Linked DNA regions of Homo sapiens: region 1 is linked to region 2. The links are chromatin loops, found by intact Hi-C in ENCODE. Cell type or tissue: dorsolateral prefrontal cortex. All regions are shown on one strand. Each heading gives the region's core, and the rest is flanking DNA. Links, peaks and the distances in the headings are about the cores only.

Region 1 (2,922 bases), core at 161-2,660, 170 kb before region 2:
TCTCCTTCCACATCTTGTTTTCATTTCACAGAAGTTTCCAAGGATTTGCCTCGTTAGTAGGCAGACCCTTCAATTTTGTAACTAGTCATTTGTATGCAATCTGCCCTGTGGTGGCCTCCTTCTCTATAAATATAAAGCCAAGAGGTAAGTAAGGTCTGAGCTTTTCTGTCAAGGGGGGATTTGAAAATGGACACCATTCTGGAAGCAGCAGTCCCAGTGCACAAAACAAATGAAATCTTCCTTCTATTTTGGCTTATTGGTGATTTACAGCTGGCTGACTTCCAAAAAGAGTCTAAGACAACGTATAGTAAAAGACACATATACAATAAGTCCATTGAAATGGTATAAAAAATGAAAAGTCATAAAGAAGAGGGGTAAATAAATACTGTTTGTCAAAAATAAACAGTACCTTTGTTAGTAGGATTAAGTGTTCAATTTAAGCCTGGCAGCCATTTCAAAAAGGGAACCATGATGGGCTGCCTCATTTTCACTGAACAAGAGGAAAGGTTTATCAAGAGAGATTTTTTTTTTTCATGAAACTGAATGATAAAATGAGAATTGTACTTGGGAACAGATTTTAGACATTAGAAGACTCTAGCTTGCTTCTGAAAACTCCTCCTTGAGCCTACATACAGAAAAGGAAGGTTAACTGCTAATCAGTGCAATATTGAAAAGAATTTGGCATGTGGAGTCCAGCAAATTGGGTTCTAGTCCAAAGCCATTTCACCTTATTTTCTTCATCTGTGAAATGAGCAAGTTAATCCAAAAGTTGTCTAAGATATCTTCCAGCTCAGACATTTGATGATCCTATGATGAGATCATCAAGTTTAGCAGCAAAATCCCAACAATGGTTATTGCATGGCCCTTTGTGCTAACTCTTGCAAAATCACTGTTTCTCATTTATGGGCTCCATCCTAGCGCTCTTACTGATTACTCAACCGCAACCCTGTCCTGAACTTTATTCTTTTTTTCTGTGTTGGCCTGGATATTGTTGTTTCTCTTAAAATATGGCTTCTAAGGGAGACTTAAGATACCTCTAAGCCCTGTAGTTTTCCTCTGCCATTTTATTCCATAGTCATTCAGCAAACGTGATTGCACATTTACTCTGCCAGGCACTCCTGGTACAATGGTGAATGGAGTTGCTGCCCTCCCAGAATTTGAGGGAAAGGAGACAATACAGAAACACATTACACTTGGCAGCCTCCCCAGCTGCTCCAATGAAAGGAAGCATGTGTCTCATCAAGAGGCACCATTTCCTGCAGTTCCCTTTAGTGTCTGAGATAAGTCTTCTCAGAGTGTTCAAACCTGAATAAAGGTCTCGCTAAAAAGAGATGGTGTTCTGTAGCAAAATGCTTCATCTATGGCCATCCTATAATTAGCTAATAGCCCCAGAGCACATTAAAGGTGTCTGGATCTTGAGTACCATCTATGATATTATGTAGTGTGAGTCTTGATTCTATCCACAATTCATTTTTGTTGATTGGTCCATGAATCCCCTCGATCACCCTCCACACCTACTCAGTCAGTAAGCCCTATTGGTTCTGTCTCAAAAATATGTCCCCAGTTCCACCATTTCCACTCCATAGTTACTTACTGAGCTCCTAACCACCATCATTCCCTAGCTGGACACCTGCAGGTGCCTACTCTCTGGTTTGTGTGGGTCCACTCTAGCGCCCTCTACAGTCCATTTTCCTTACGGCCGCTTCAATAATCTGATAGGTAGACCAGATGGGGTCCACCTATTTGCTGGTTAAAGCCCTCCAGTGACTGACTTCCTGTCACACTAAGAATAACTTTAAGTTTCCCAGTGTGGCCTTTGAGCCCTTGCCTGATCTCAACTCCATTTAGTTTTCTGGCCTCCTCTCCTACCACTCTCCATTCACTTGCTCTGCTTCAGCCACACTGGGCTTCAAATACACCAAGCCCATTCCTGCTTCAGCAGCATGCATCTCTCTGTGCTGGAATGTTTGTGCACATCCTAACACGGCTAACTCCTCCATTTTTTTCAGGACTATGCTCAAATGTTTTCTCCTGAGAGGGGTCCTGCTAGCCGCTCGAGTACTCCTCTCCATCACTCTCTTCTTCCTTACCCTGTGTAGTCTTTTGTTTTTCACAGCACTCATTGTGTGAATATTGTATGTTATTTGCTCCTGCCCCCTCATGTACACTTAACAGTGATCTCCTTAAATCACTGTTTCACTAACTCCTAAAACAGAGATAGATGATCTCATAGCAGATATTCAATAAATACTTGTTGAATGAACTAATGAATGGGTGCAGGACCTGCCTGTGCCAGCCGTGTTCCAAGATTTACTTATAGTATTAAGTTCCTTATTATCTAATAATATTCAAAATAGTCCCATACCCTTTCGAAGAATAGTGAGGGTCTTTAATAGTAACACCATTAAAAGAGAGGAATGTTTTTCCTTTTAAATAGGTTTTATTTTTTATTACTTTTATTATTTGGGTTTTTTTTTTTGAGATAGTGTCTCACTGTGTCACCCCAAGGGAGTGTCTAAGCCCACCATCATGATCCATGCCTTTCATAGTGTGAGCTTCTTGTATCCAGTACTAAGCCTGTCAATACATTCATTTCTCTGCCAACAGCTATTGGTCCACAGGTATGTCATATGACCCAAACTGGCCCAATCAGCCAGAAGGAAAGAACTTATTTTACATTATTAAACAAAAGACTCCATCTTCTAGATACAACCAAGGAAATAAATAGCCCCAGCTGCCACCATATTCATAAGGGAATCGCCTTTAGGATGAAGCCATCTGTTTGGGCAGTAGAAAAAGAAAATACAGGTCCTTGAGGACACTGCTGAGTCCCAGAATCAAGGCATCCTGAGGTCTAACGTTTCTTGGGCCCTGTGTTGGAGTTGAGGGTTCTGTTACTGCATCCAAAATCATCTTAGCTGA
Region 2 (2,922 bases), core at 131-2,630:
CTTTATGATGGAAAATATTTCCAGTTGTCAAGATTTAGATATAGCAAAGTAAGAATTAAATTTGGATACAATTTCTCAACCTTGGAACTATGGACATTTTGTACCAGATAATTCTGTTGTGAGTGGGTGTCCTGGGGATTATAAGAGGTTTAGCACTGTCCTTGACCTCTACCCACTTATGCCAGTAGTGTTCCCCTCTCCAAATATCTTTAGACATTGCCAAATGTCTCTTGGAGATGTGAAAGGCAGGGAGGGGAGGTTGTCCCCTGCTGAGAACCATTGGTTTAAGGTTAATCTGGCTCTGCTTTCATAGACTACTCTGTTACCCAGGCTGGAGTGCGGTGATGAGTGATCATAGCTCACTGCAGCCTTAAACTCTAGTGATCCTCCCGCCTTGGCCTTCCAAAGTGCTGAGATTACAGATGTGAACCACCACACCCAGCCCAGTCAATTTGTTTTTAGAATGTTCCCAAGAATATAGTTATGTTGCTAAATAAGATACTAAAATAATCCCATACTATATTTCTTGACAGAAAAACTATTAAAATGTATACATGATAAAAATTTCTTTTATGAAGCAAAATATGTTTTGTTTTGCTCATGAACGTGAGGTATTTTGGAAAAATGGTAAAGAAGTGCAGAGTCAAGTCATAGCGACTAATAATGGGTTATTTTCTTAAATTGTATGCTTATGTTAATTCTCACAGTCTTTTTGTTTGGGTCTGTGACAGATCTTACAAAAGATCTTTTAGACCTATGATTCTTAACAAAATTAAAGAATTAAGTCGGAACCAATTTTCCACAATGTCTCATCTAAGAAAGGACTCACAGCCCAGCAGCCCAGGAGATGACGCAATGGACAGGAGTGGGCTCCCTGACCTTCAAGGAAGATTTGAGCTATCTGGGAAAAACAGACAGTATCCACTGGATGCATTGGAACCCCAACCCAGCATTGGGGATATTAAGGACATTAAAAAAGCAGCCAAGTCTATGCTAGACCCAGCACATAAATCTCATTTCCACCCTGTGACCCCAAGTTTAGTATTCTTGTGTTTCATATTTGATGGGTTACACCAGGCATTACTGAGTGTTGGTGTGAGCAAGAGGTCTAATACTGTGGTTGGGAATGAGAACGAGGAAAGGGGTACTCCTTATGCTAGCAGATTCAAAGATATGCCTAACTTTATTGCCCTTGAGAAGTCATCAGTTCTCCGCCACTGCTGTGACCTTTTGATAGGCATTGCGGCTGGATCAAGTGATAAGATTTGCACCAGCAGTCTCCAAGTTCAGAGACGATTCAAGGCAATGATGGCATCTATTGGAAGACTTTCACATGGTGAGAGTGCTGATCTGCTAATCAGCTGCAATGCAGAATCAGCCATAGGTTGGATCAGCTCAAGACCATGGGTTGGAGAATTAATGTTCACACTTCTATTTGGAGACTTTGAATCCCCTCTACACAAGCTACGCAAGTCAAGTTAGTTGCCAAGAAAGCACAGATGACAACCTATTAATGCTGTGAGAATGTTTCTAGATCAGTGCATGGATGGCTCCATTGCTCTACGGGCCATTGTGTCTGAGATCCCAGTCTTTGAGGAGAAAAAAAACAATGGTTAAAAAGGCATTGGGGAAATATTTTGAGTTTGGGGGTGTACTTTGCCACCCCATTATTGGGGAGCTGTCACCACGAATGTTCCCAAACTTAGCAACAGCGGCAAACTACTGGGCCAAGATGAGCAACCCCACATTTTTGGGATTTAAAGCTCCTGATGTTATACCAGGATCAACCATCACACTCCCTTTGCTTCAAATGGCATCTACCCCGTAAGATCTTGAGGGGGGAGTGTTGGGTGGAATCATAGATCCATGCACTCCTAACATGAACTAATTCTCATTATTTAAAAAAAAAAAAAAAAAAAAAAGTCCAGGTGTGGTGGCTTAACGCCTGTAATCCCAGCACTTTGGGAGGCCGAGGTGGGCCGATCACTTGAGGTCATGAGTTTGAGGCTAGCCTGGCCAACATGGCAAAACCCCGTCTCTACTAAAAATAAAAAAAATAGCTGCGCATGGCATCACACGTCTGTCATCCCAGCTACTTGGGAGGCTGAGGCATAAGAATTGCTTGAACCTGGGAAGTGGAGGTTGCAGTGAGCTGAGATTGCACCACTGCACTCCATTCCACCTTGGGTGACAGAGCCAGACTCCATCTAAAAAAAAATTAAGTCATCCACAAGTGTATTTTCTTTTCTTATAGGAAAAACAATTCCAATAGTTTAAATCGAATGAATGGTGTTATGTTTCCTGGAAATTCACCAAGCTATACTGAGAGGTGAGATTCTAGATTTTTAATACCTACAGAGTTTGCATTGTCCTGATTTTGAGTAGCAGGCTTAGTGTACTTTTTAAAAATTGGGCATTTTATGGACACCATAGGATGAACTACATAGAATTAGTTAATTTGGTAAGGCATGGGCCTGAAAACAAAGTTGCAGCAAATACTTCTGTGATGTATTCACATCAACATACCTTAAGAGGGATGACTTTTTATAAAAATAGGAAATGATGTTCATTTATCTTATTATAGGTCTAATATAAATGGGCCTGGGACACCCAGGCCACTTAATCGACCAAAGGTTTCTTTGTCAGCCCCCATGACAACAAATGGGTTGCCTGAGAGCACAGACAGCAAAGAGGCAAATTTGCAGCAAAATGAGGAGAAAAATCACAGGTTTGTATGTTTTATATTTAAAAACAGTGTTTTTATTAAAAGTTAAAGTTAACATTTAATCAGTACTTATCACTTACTATTTATAAGTTCTGAGGGACAGAACAAGGTTTTCATGCGGTTTATAGGAGCACTGGCTTCTCTTTGCAGCTGTAGCAAATGTTGAAGGTGGACATAGACAAGACTTAAAACTGCTA

The links. A loop is a pair of places that touch in the nucleus more often than their neighbours do. Peaks named below come from ENCODE experiments on the same cell type or tissue, not always from the same donor. Only the 100,000 strongest peaks of a DNase experiment are listed, where the experiment ranks them.
Region 1: it touches region 2 in a loop (3-fold over the local background); 2 of 110 quality-filtered maps call a loop at or near these places.

Annotation. Positions count from the first base shown.
Region 1 is chr3:72,891,382-72,894,303 of GRCh38, forward strand. The region is part of intron 1 of GXYLT2 (glucoside xylosyltransferase 2); the gene reads left to right. Among named protein-coding and RNA genes, the nearest start is that of GXYLT2, 4.8 kb to the left of the region's middle. In dorsolateral prefrontal cortex, for the core only: no CTCF peak of the experiment used is centred there; a DNase peak (open chromatin) is centred at 1,180; H3K4me3 peaks cover 76 bases; H3K27ac peaks cover 1,413 bases.
Region 2 is chr3:73,061,419-73,064,340 of GRCh38, forward strand. PPP4R2 (protein phosphatase 4 regulatory subunit 2) reads left to right here. Exons shown (of 9, transcript NM_174907.4): 6 at 2,255-2,329; 7 at 2,585-2,728. It overlaps EBLN2 (endogenous Bornavirus like nucleoprotein 2), which reads left to right and starts at 241. Exons shown (of 1, transcript NM_018029.4): 1 at 241-1,919. The coding sequence starts at 664. The coding sequence ends at 1,482. In dorsolateral prefrontal cortex, for the core only: no CTCF peak of the experiment used is centred there; no DNase peak of the experiment used is centred there.